2 separate regions of the Mus musculus genome follow, and region 2 is linked to region 1. Evidence: chromatin contacts called from ENCODE POLR2A ChIA-PET data. All regions are on one chromosome and are shown on one strand. The core of a region is the stretch at or near the end of the contact, and the rest is flanking DNA. Distances in the headings are between cores, read along the strand shown.

Evidence for each region. ChIA-PET counts read pairs that join two places held with the same protein, here RNA polymerase II (POLR2A).
Region 2: POLR2A ChIA-PET joins it to region 1 with 15 read pairs in embryonic stem cell. The contact joins the promoter of Ywhag here to the promoter of Mdh2 in region 1. POLR2A ChIA-PET finds 5 or more read pairs at or near these places in 4 of 5 experiments (Patski and embryonic stem cell).

The regions. Positions count from the first base shown.
Region 1 is chr5:135,775,720-135,781,320 of GRCm38, reverse strand. Mdh2 (malate dehydrogenase 2, NAD (mitochondrial)) reads right to left here and starts at 2,672. Exons shown (of 9, transcript NM_008617.2): 1 at 2,520-2,672. The coding sequence starts at 2,585. It overlaps Styxl1 (serine/threonine/tyrosine interacting-like 1), which reads left to right and starts at 2,936. Exons shown (of 9, transcript NM_029659.4): 1 at 2,936-3,070. Gm30205 (a long non-coding RNA gene) reads right to left here. Exons shown (of 5, transcript XR_003955810.1): 5 at 3,337-3,399.
Region 2 is chr5:135,933,318-135,939,502 of GRCm38, reverse strand. Ywhag (tyrosine 3-monooxygenase/tryptophan 5-monooxygenase activation protein, gamma polypeptide) reads left to right here and starts at 4,862. Exons shown (of 2, transcript NM_018871.3): 1 at 4,862-5,180. The coding sequence starts at 5,094. It overlaps Gm40346 (a long non-coding RNA gene), which reads left to right and starts at 5,187. Exons shown (of 2, transcript XR_868594.2): 1 at 5,187-6,185.

The DNA of each region.
Region 1 (5,601 bases), core at 1,423-3,922:
CAAGCCACATCCCCCAGACCCTCACTGGGGATTCTAGGCAGGGGCTTTCCTACTGAGCCACACCACCAGCCCCTCCCTAGATGACTCCAGACAGGCATGCCGCCACTGAGTGCTACCTCTAGCAAGCTCTTCCAGAACTCTTCCTCATCTCAGTAAATACCAAACCCTACCACCACCCACGACTCCACTTTCCCTTATCCGATCAGCAAATTCCGTGAGCTCCACCGATTTTCACCATACCTACAGAGTCACATCACAGTGACCCCTTACCTGTCTCCCCTACCTACCAAGTACTTGCTCTGTTCAAAATGGTACCTCACTTTTAAGGTTTTACAAGGCTTGCTGGGTTCTCTCCATTCCTCCTTTTATTATTCCACATCTCCCTGCCCCATATGCTGGACAGTCTCCATCCACCTGCCTGCAATTCTTTCTACAGATAATCTATGCTTTCTTCTGGTTGTCACTGAAATGTCACATTCCTGATGCTGGTCCTGTGATTGTGGGATGGCTAGGCAAGTAAAATCACTTGCTTCAAAAGCTCAAGGACATGAGTTCAATCTCGAATCTTTCCCACACGATGAAAAAACAGACTCCAGCAAGTTGTCCTCTGCATGCTACTGTGCTGTGATGTGCACACGCACAGACCCACACGGCCCTTCCCCCAACTAAAAAGATCTCAACTTCCTTCCTCAGTGGCACAATATTCGCTTAGCATGAGTATGGCCCGAGTTCCATCCTCCACACACACCCCCCCCCACCCCCACACGGCACTTAACCACACTATTATTCACCATCTCTGCTGAGCTAACCCTACTCTACTGTTCAGGTTAACTCGTCTGTGACCCACCCCAGACTTCCCATTCATCTTTGTATCTGAGCACCCAGAGCTTTGTGCATGCCTCACATGTGTTTACCACTGAACTATGTATACCCTAGTGCTAGTTTCTTTTCAGAGTCCTCCTAAGTCACCGGGGCGGGTTTCAAACTTTTAATCTTCCTGTCTGGAACTCCTGAGTGGCTGGGGTTACAAGCATGCATCACCACACCCAGGGTGTAATATGTTAGCTGGATTATTTTTTGGTGTGTGTGTTTATGTGCAGGTACCCACGGAGGGCAGAAGAAGGCTTCAGACCCTCTGGTGGTTGGAGTCACCTGCCTTGGGTCCTGGGAACCAAACTCTAGTCTCTGCAAAATCAGCAAGCACTTTTAACTGTGAGCACCTCTCCAGCCCCTTGCATCTTTATTTTTCAATGAATGGACTGAATGGGAAACAGGAAGACCTGACCTAGATGGTAAGAAATGTAGACTTCCCTGGAATGATCAGTTCTCCTCCGGAGCATGGTAATTGTTTCTCAAGCCTTGGTTGTATCAATTTTGCTAGAGATTTGTAAAAAATACTGACCCTGCCCTCTTGACACGATCCTGGGTCTCCTTTACTGATTCCGACATGCACTAGTTAAAGAGGCCCTGGCCCAGGAGAAGATTGACTATAAATAGCTTAGCTGTAACTGTCCTAGGCCAAGTCTACCCAAAGCAAGGATGATCCTCCAAGAATAATTCAAAAGAGATCCAGTGGAGGAGATGGTTCAGTGGGTAAGTGCATAAGGACCTGAGTTCAAAGCCCGGTTCCCCTGCCTGGCAGGTTCATCAAAGGCCTTCTCACTCTCATAAATAAATAAATAAATAAATAAATAAAGTCTACAACAGGGGTTCTTAAGCTTCCTAATGCTGCAACCCTTTAATACAGTTCCTCATGTTGAGGTGAACCCTTCAACCATAAAATTACTTTTAAAAATAAAATTGCTACTTCGTAACTGAAATTCTGTTACGGTTATGAGTCGTAATGTAAACATTTGCTACGGGACCCCTGTGAAAGGGTCATTCGATCCCAAGGTTGAGAACCGCTCGCTGGTCTAGTGTGTGATGGCCAAGACACCGATGTCCTTCTCTGGCCTCTGTACAATCATGTGCACATGACACCACACACACTCTGAAAAACGATGCTTGATGCACATCTTTAATGCCGGTACTGAGGCAGAGACTGGACTCCGTGAGTTCGAGGCCAGCCTGGTCCACATAAACGGACATAAAGCAAGCAATCCCTGGGCGGGAAGGCCACTGACTGTGCTAATTTCAATCGAATCTCCCAAACTACTGTGACCCTGATCCGTTCTCCACCCTCGGAGCCCCCGGCACTACGAAGTTAACGTCCGCGTTATTTCTCTCCTGGTGCCTCACATCCATGGAGGCTTCAAGGAGAAAATCAGTTAAGTCGAAGCAATGCAAAGTTGCATATAATGCAACTCGCATCCGGACCGCGAGCCTCGGCTTCTGCACCTACGTGGAGCGCAGACTATGGAGGAAACCTGGACTGACTCTGTCCCCCTTCCATGTTGGTCGGGATGTGAGCCGGGCGGCCCAGACGTCCAGAGTGAGCCTTGGATGGTTAAGAAACGCCGAGCTCCGGGGACGCGTGTGCCGCCCCCGGAGTTCCTTCCTAGGCAGGCAGCCCCTTGTACCTGGGCCGAAGTGCTGAAGCTGCGGCGGAGAGCGGCGCCGGCAGGACGGGCGAGAGCGGACAGCATGGCTAGGGCGGGCGGGACACGGAGCTACTGGCAGGAGCTACAAGAAGACGAGTGACTCCAACGACCTCCACTCTGCGCAGTGGCCGCCCGGTCCAGAGCCACCTGATCTCGCGAGAGAAGCGCAAGAAGCTTGAGCCAAATCTCGCGAGACAGGCTCGGCCGTGTGGTTCCTTGTCTAGCACGCCCTAGACCCGGCGAGCGAGGCCTGACGTCACGATTCTCTCCGGCTCCAAAGAAGTCATCTCTGGGCTCCGGCCACTTCCGAGATCTCGCGAGAGAGGCCCGGCTTCACTTTATCAGGCCGTTCCTTCCCCCGCCTCCTACCCCGCCCCTTGCCCCGCCCCTCCCCACCGTTAGCTTTGCCCACTTCCGGGACCTAGCGCTAGGACAGACGGTCACCAGGATTAGGCGGAATCTTGGGACCGCCCCTAGCAACCCGGTACTAGAAGGACTCTTGGAGCGCTCGCCCGGAGGACAGGCTCTAGGTTAGAAGTACCCGTTATCCCAGGTGGGGCTCCGGTCGGACGTCCTGCCGGGGAGCCTGACAGAAGTCGCGCAGCAGGTCAGGCGGCCCCGGAGCTCCTGACCTCAGCCAGGCCCAACTTTCCTGCCCCCTGGAAGAGGCCGGCTGGGGTCCCGGGGCGTCCCGGGGCGGGGTGGGCAGCATCTCCCCACCTGTTTCCTCCAGAGCCGCCCTTCCGACAAGTTACACAGAGCCTTGTTGAGGTTCCAGGCTTCTCACACAACCCGCTCGGAGGAGCGAGTACTCGCGTTGTCATGGCACCAGGCGATGTGCAGGACCGCGATCCTAGGTCTGGGACGGAGGAAGAAACGTTTGGTGACCGTGCCTCAGGCTTTGGGCTTGTCTCTACCCCTCAAACTCTCCAGCAGTGCAGGGAGCACGGTTCTGCAACTCTTCTTCTTGCTTTTCCTGCTCCCCCCTTCTTTTCCTTCCTTTCTTACTAAAATCCGCACAACACACGATTAAAAAAATAATAACTATTCTAAAGTTCAGGATCAGAGCTGGAGGGATGACTCTGGTTAAGAGCACTTGCTGCTCTTGCAGAGCTTCGATCCTGAGACGCTAGCAGGTGGCCCACAACCCCCTGAAACTCTAGCTTCAGGCATAGCCATTGCCGCAGGCATTCGTGTGCAGGTACCCACGGAGACACAGAAATAAACATTTAAAATGATAAAAATGTAAAAGTAAGGACCCATACACATACAGACGTGCACATATATGCACCTACATACATTCGAACGCATGCTACACACATAAAAAATATTCCGGAGGCTGCAGCAGAAGGATTGATGTGAGTTTGAGGCCAACATGAAACTCTGTTAAAAAAAAAACCAAAAAACAAAATAACAACCATGCAAACAAAAAGTTGGGGAGGGGGTTAGAGAAGGAACTGGAAGGGAGGGAACTGGTTGGATTTGTTCAAAAACACTTGGCATGAATGTGAAGTTCTCCAGCAATAAAGTATAAGTTCAGTGTCCTAGCTGTCCTTGAGCAGGCCTGTATTCCCAGGGACCTGGAGGCTGAAGCAGGATGGTAGCAAGTTCAGTGACTCAGTCTGGTTGGGGACAGTGACAGAGAAAGCAAGGCTGCTGGTGGTAACAAACGAGAACCAAAGAGCATAGCCACACACGAGAGCTGGCGATGGCTGGCCGACTCTCTTCCCTGGCCTCTACCTCTTTGCTGGATGGATAAAGTGTACTACCAGCCCCGTCTGGAATCGGATATGCCTCCCCCGGTTCTTGCCTGGCCTTTGGGGAGCAGAATCTAGTGGGCATCTGAGCAACATTTGGAGAAGTGATATGCGAACCTGGGGAAATGGGCTTGGAACGGAGGTCATGTTAAAAGAACCTTCCAGAGGATGAGCCACTTAAACAGACCTGCCAGAAGACTGGGTGGGTCTTAGTGGGAGCCCTGGAGGAGGGAAGTGCCTCTTGTCTGAGCTGGTAATGGTTCAGTGGGCAGAGAAGCGGGCTGCCAAGCCTGAGTGCAATCTCCAGGGCCCATGCTGCTGATTCTTCAATAGTGCCAAGTATGGAGAGGCAAGGGAAAGGAGGAGACAGGAAGACGTAGCCTTGTGTTCCAGGAGATGCTTTCTATTGGGGTGGGGATATATGGATAAGCACTGCCCTTGATCTTATCTCTGAAGAATATGCTCTGGTAATTGTTTAACTTTCTGACGTCATCTAGGGGTCAGGGAGTATGTATTTATTAATCATTAATTAATTAATTTTGGTTTTCTGAGACGAGGTTTCTCTGTGTAGCCCTGGCTCTCCTGGAACTCTGTAGATTGGACTGATGAACTCAGAGATCCCCCTGCCTCTATCTCCCAAGTGCTGGGATTAAAGGATGCACCACATTTTATGTATGCTATTATTACTTTTAAGGCAGGGTATAATGTACCCCAGGCTGCCCTCATACTTTCTGGGTAGCCAAGGATGGCCTTGAACTCCTGATCTTCCTGCCTCTTAATTCCAGAGTGTTGCTTGCATCAATGTACCCAGTTTATGCAGTGTTGACGATGCAATCCAGGCCCTTGCAAACGGTAGGCAAGCACTGTACCCACTGAGCTTGTCTCATTCTGTTCGTCCAACTTGAGACCATTCTGAGAGTGGGCCCTGGTGAATTCTGGTAGAGTTGACTGAGATTAGAGGAGGTTGGAACCATCAGGTGCTCAGGGCCCCTGAAAACTAGCCAGGAACCTTGGAGCTGCTTCTTTGGGGTGTGTCTAACAAAGCTTTTGAGATCATCACAAGCATGTTAGGAGGAAACAGGACTTGATTTAAACACAAAGGATCCCAGGGCCTGAGGACACAGGGAATGATGGAGTGGCTGGGAGATGTGGGGAAACTACACAATGAGATGGTTGGAATGTGAAGGAAGGGGTAGCTAGAAGGCAGAGTGGGACCAGTATGGCTGGTCTCAAGGGCAGAGAGGGTAAGAGAGAGTTGGTGGTTAACCAGGTCTGAGGTACAAATGACAGGGATGTGGAGGGGC
Region 2 (6,185 bases), core at 3,613-6,112, 160 kb before region 1:
TAAGAGAAGAGACCAGGCCAAATCCTTTGCAGGAGAAGATAGGGAGAAAATTTAGAAATTCTACATTTTTAGAATTTCTCTCCATTTGGTCTCTCCCTTCCATGCTTGGCAGAACAGCACCCCAAAACTGCACTCATTAGCTTACTGATCTCATTCATTCATTATTTCCCCCCCTGTTTTGGTTTTTTCTTTCTGTACTTTATTTTGTGTGAGTATGAAGGGGAACATGCATTGGTGTCTTTGTGTGTGTGTAGATCAGAGGACAACTTGTGGGAGTTGGGTCCTAGGGATTGAACTCTGTGGTGGTAAGCACCCTTACCCACTGAGCCATCTTGCTGGGCCCTCTTTTTGGATTACTTTTTTTTTAATTTTTGATTTTATTTTATGTGTATAGGTATTATGTCTACATGCATATATGTGTACTGTGTGTACGCCTTGTGCCTATGGAGGCCAGAAGTGGGTGTCAGATCTCTTGGAACTGGAGCTAGAGATGGCTGTGAGCCACTATGTGGGAGCTACACAATGAACCCAGGTTCTGTGGAAGTGCAGCCGGTGCCCTTCAACACTGAGGCATCCCTCCAACCCATCTGTTTTGGAGTTTTGAGACAGGCAGTTATTCCATAGCTGAGTCTGGTCTTAAATTTATGGACAATCCTCCTGCCTCAATCTTCCAAACAGTAGGATTAGAGGGGTTTGTCATGAATGCTGTGACCTGTCCGGTGCCTATGTCATTCACTGGTGTATACTGTTCAATTTATTTATCATTGTATGTGTCTGAGTGCTTGGCCTGCATGCATGCATGTGCAAGGTATGTGTACCTGGTGCCTGTGGAGATCAGAAGAAGACATCAGAGTCCCTGGACCTGGAGTAACAGATGGTTGTCACCTGCCATGTGGGTGCTGAGACTTGAACTGGGGTCCCCTGCAAGAGCAGCAAATGCTTTTAACTTTTGAGCTCTCTCCCTAGGCCCTTCATTCATTGCTTGATGTACCATGCTCTGTATGCTTCTGATCTACCAGGTCCTGTGGTAATTTCTGATCCTTCAATAGCGATGAAGACAATATGCAGATCTGACTATTTTCTACCATTGTTAAAATATCCTGTGGAGAGTATGTTGGATCACTGCTGTCACCCCTGTATTCTGAGGCCTAAGGCACACAGAAGGCTAGGAGTTCAAGGCCAGCCTGGGTTACATAGAGAGCTTCAGACTAGCTTGGCTACAGAGTGAGACTATTTCAAAAGGAAAAAAAAACCAAAAAAACAAATAAACGCAAAACCAAACAGGTGATAGACCCGAGGAGGCAGAGGTGAGAGGATTAGGAGTTACCCTTAGTTTATAGGACATATCCAAGCTTATCCTTGGCTACACAGGTCAAAGTTCCTCTGAACTATATGAGGCCAGATCTCAGAACAGAAAAACCACCCGCATTTTCTAAAATAAAGGGAAAGTTGGAAAAACAGACTTCCACCATGTAATCAGCCCACCAATCAAACAAACAACATCAACGAGGAAAATAATAAAGACGCTTCATTTATTATTTTAAAATGACTTAGTTCCTGAGCAGGGGAGGGGCTAGGTGAATACAAAAACACTATTTTAGGGGGCGAGGGACAGGATTCAGTTGGGAGCATCCATGTGAGACCCTGGGTGGCAGTCTCAGCACAGTAAAAACTACCAATGAAATCATCAAACTCCAACGTTGAATGACTTAGCATGCTACTTTATGTCCCTTATAGTCTCAGTCCTGACACCATTAGAATTTCATGAAACACCAAACAGTCAGACCACCTATCGATAAATCTGTCCCAGTGTTCCAGGTAAATGACAGTGAATACCTTTGATTCCAGCACTAGGGAGGCAGAGGCAGGATAATCTGTGTGAGTTTGAGCCTGCTCTGCAGGTGTCCGTCCGCAGGCTCTCTCACTGGCCTGGAACTTGCCAAGTAGGTTAGGTTTGCTGGCCAGGGAGCCCCCATGAGTCTTCTCAGCCTTCACCAGGCTGGCATTACACATCTGTGTTACCACACCCAGGTTTGTTTGTTTGTTTGTTTGTTTGCTTTGAAACTGTAGGTGCTGGGTTTAGGCTTAAGCCTTGTTTGCAAGTCGAGCACCCTTCCTACTGTTTCCCATGCTTCCTTTAGTCTATGAGGGCTCAGGTGGAAATGTTGCTGACCCCATTGTAGAATCTTTCTTAGAACCTCCCTCCAGTTGAAAGTTGTTTTTTCTTCGTTTGTTTTGTTTTCCAAGACATGGCTTTTACTGTGTACTCCTGACTGTCCTGGAACTCACTCCACAGAACCTGGCCTTAAACTCACAGAGATCCACCTGCCTTTGCCTCCCAAATACCTCGATCAAAGGTGTGTGCCACCACCCACCTGAAAATACTTTGTGTGGTGCTAGAGGTTGATTTTTTTCTTTCCTTTCCCTTCCCTTCTCCCTCTTGCTCTGGTCCTTACTCGCTCTGGGCCCAGAGGTTGAATTTTTTTTTTTTTTTTTCATAGACAGGGTTTCTCTGTATAGCCCTGGCTGTTCTGGAACTCACTCTGTAGATCAGGCTGGCCTCGAACTCAGCCTGCCTCTGCCTCCCGAGTTCTGGGATTAAAGGTATGCGCCACCACCTGGCAGGGTTGATTTTTTAAAAACTTTTGTTTGTTTTGGTTTGTTTTGTTTTTTTGTTTTTTCGAGACAGGGTTTCTCTGTGTAGCCCTGGCTGTCCTGGAATTTGCTTTGTAGGCCAAGCTGGCCGTGAACTCATAGATCTGCCTACCTCTGCTTCCTTTGTGATGGAATTAAAGGCTTGTGTCACACACCTGGCTTCAAGATTTATTTTTATTTATGTGTTTGTTACATTTGTGTGCCCAATGAGGCTGGAAAAGGCTATCAGATTCTCCAGAGCTAGAATCACAGGCAGTTATAAGCCAGTAGACTGGGTGCTAGGGACCGAACTTGGGGCTCTCTGGGGGATCAGCCAGCAAGATTAACCACGGAGCCACTTCTTGAGCCTTTCATCTTTTCCCATTCATTCATTCATTCATTCATCTTTGAGATGCTGTCTGGGCTGGAATTACCAGCAATCTGGCTGCCTCTGCCTTCCTGATGCTGGGATTAAAGACCAATCCTGATTGTTGAGTGTAAAACAAATTAATAAAAAAGAAAGGAAAGGATATGAGTGGTCCTAAGGTACGGCTAAGGAGAGAGTTTATTACAGGTAAAAAAGGGGCAAGGTGGCAGCGCATGCCTTTAATCCCAGCACTTGGGAGGCAGAGGCAGGCAGATTTCTGGGTTCGAGGCCAACCTGGTCTACAGAGTGAGTTCCAGGACAGCCATGGCTACACAGAGAAACCCTGTCTCGGGGAAAAAAAAAAAAGATATAAAAGAGGCATAGCCAGACGCAGACACATCTGGAAGAGTCCAGAGTGGTCATGACCCTGAACCATGAAGAAAGGGGAACCAGCCAGGAAGCCAAAGGTACAAAAGGAGCAAAACAAGGGGTGGGTAAACAAAAAGTCTGGATTATATAGGGAAGAGCCCCTGGGCAAAGGGCAGCCCCTCCCCCTGTGCCCCAGCTGGCCTGGAGAACCTGGAGGCCAGGTTCACTTTGGTATGTTAAAAGTTAGTCAGCTGCTTGTTGTGGGTTCAAACAGTTGTCTCCTTTTTTTTTTTTTTTTTTTTTTTTTGAGCCGAGTGCTTTGTCTGCTTTGTGTATTGTTGTGTGCTAATGTACAAAGTCATTGGAACTGGGCCGGTGCTCAACGTGTTGAATGGATGAAGCAAAACTCTACAGTCAAGGCCATTGTGTTGGTGCATGCCTATAATTCCAGAACTTCGTCTAGAGTCACCTTAAGAAGTGTAAGACCCTACTTCAAACCAAACAACTCATAAAAACACAATGAAAATAAAATACGCAGTCAAAACTATAGCGGGTGTGCGTTCAGGCAGGCGTTGGTCCAGTTCACTGGAGAGGAAGAAGGGAGTCCCCCAGGGTCAGTCTGCAGGCAGCTACACCATTTAGGGAAAATAGGCAATATACCGGGCGGATATGTGTCATTCTATGATTTCATCCAGTTAAGTCCGATGTTAAAGTGCATCACTGGAGACTGCAACCATGGTGGGTGTGTGTTAGACAGTTGTCCAAGGGTTGCATCATTCACGCGGCCATCTCTAGGACAGGTTCACCTTTTCCATCTTTTCCATGGTGGTGGTTGGGCAGTTTGGATTTACGGTGTCTGTACTTCTTCTGCCTACTTTATATTCGTGTTTTTCCCCTACCCCTCCACCATGACCAGTTACTTCAGTTTCAGAGAGTCCAGATCTAAGGCCTTGACCTTTTCTTTCCTTCCAACTGCCCAGAGGCTATGGGGCGAGGCCGTGAATCAGCACTCGCTTAGGCTAGTGTAGACTGCTTCCCCGCCAGGGGTCCCCAGCGGCTGCGGGTTAGACCCTGCCCCCCATCCGGTCCGCCTCTGCCTGCGCGCAATGCCCACTGGGAGATGTAGTCTCCACCACCCCTTTGTCCTTGGTCTGCTCTGTAATTCAGCTTGCTGCAGGTCAAACTACAATTCCCAGGAGGTCACGCGCCAGAAGCTATGCAAAAAAAAAAAAAAAAAAAAAAAAAAGGGGGGGGGAGAGGCCCCCAGGGGGCAAGGAGAGGTGGGTTTGATGAAGCTGAGGATTTACGGTAAAGTGAAGAAAGGGGCACATTAGGGAGCAGTGTAGTACTGGGGATACACTGAGAAAATCGCAAAGAGCCACCGCGAATGTTCCAGTAGAAGAGAAGCCCAGTAAATGCAGGACCGGGCGGGACCGGGCGGGGCGCGCGCATGCGCGAGTAGGCGGTGACTTTTACGTCACCCGTGTGGGCGGGACCGCAGGGGGTTGTCCGCCCGCGGCACGCATTGGAGCCGCAGCCTCCTTGCGCCGGGTCCCGCGGTCGCAGCTCGTGCCGCCTCCTTCTCCTCCTCGTCTCAGTAGCTTGCTTCGTGGGTCGGTCCCTCCGACACACGAGCTCCAAGCCGCTCCTCTCTTTTCCTGAAGCCCTTCAAGGCGGTCTTCGGTTTCCTTCTTTCCAGCCGATCCTCTTCAGCCCTGTGAAGATGGTGGACCGCGAGCAACTGGTGCAGAAAGCCCGGCTGGCCGAGCAGGCGGAGCGCTACGACGATATGGCCGCGGCCATGAAGAACGTGAGTGTCTCCTCCCCTCCCCCCTGCCTCGCCCCAGCCTCTCCCGACACCGCGTTCCTCGGCGTGGAAGGCATGCTCCAGGGGCATGTTGTCTTGTCACGACTATAGGGTCACCTCTCCATCTCACTCCTTGGAGGGGTTGGGGACGGGGGCTCATGCACCCGAGTGGTGACGCGGCCTCTTTCCCAGCCTCTCCGAGTTCGGGGCTGGGGCGGGGTCTTGCGTGGCTGGTTTCTGCTGTGGGGTGGGGGTCTCTCTGTGACCCTGAATGTCCAGAGACCTGAGTTGGGGGCCGTGCGCATCCTTTGTGCCCCACTTCCCCTCCTCCCAGTTTAGGCGTGGGGGCGGGGGGACCGCATGGATGCGGTTCCTCTTTCTCTCCCTGGTGTCTGGGCGGCGCCTTCCCCATTCACTCAGCAGGTCTCCCAGTTTGCCGCCTCCCCACTCCATCACCCCCCCCCCCAATCTTTCCCACTGACACATCCTTTAAAGACGTTTCGGGAAGAAAAAAAATGTAGGACCCCCTCTCCTAAAAGAAAAAAGAAAAAAAAACCCAGCCTCAATGATGTAAAATCGAAACCACCTTTCTCACGTTTTTTTTTTTGTTTTTTTTTTTTTTAACAAAAGGCTTCCTTTTAACCATTCCCCAAAGCAAGTCTGTTAGGAAGGGAGGGATATGTGTGTTGCTGGCATTCCCATTCATGGCCCTCTATATAGCATCTTCATTTTTCATTTTATTTATTTTCCATTTCAAAGGGTTAACTATAATGCCTTTGAATGTTAACTGACTGAGATATGCAGTTTCTCTTTTAATTGCAGGCACGAGTCTGCAGAAATTCGTTTGAGTGTAAAAAAATATTCTGTCTGATCTGATACTGCAAACAAAGCGGTGGTGGGAGGCAGTATCAAGTCATTCCAGAAGATTCTGCATTTGTCATATTGCAGAGAGCCTAGACTGGGTGGAGGCTGGGAGGATTTATTTTAAAGGGGAAAAAGTCTTTTTAA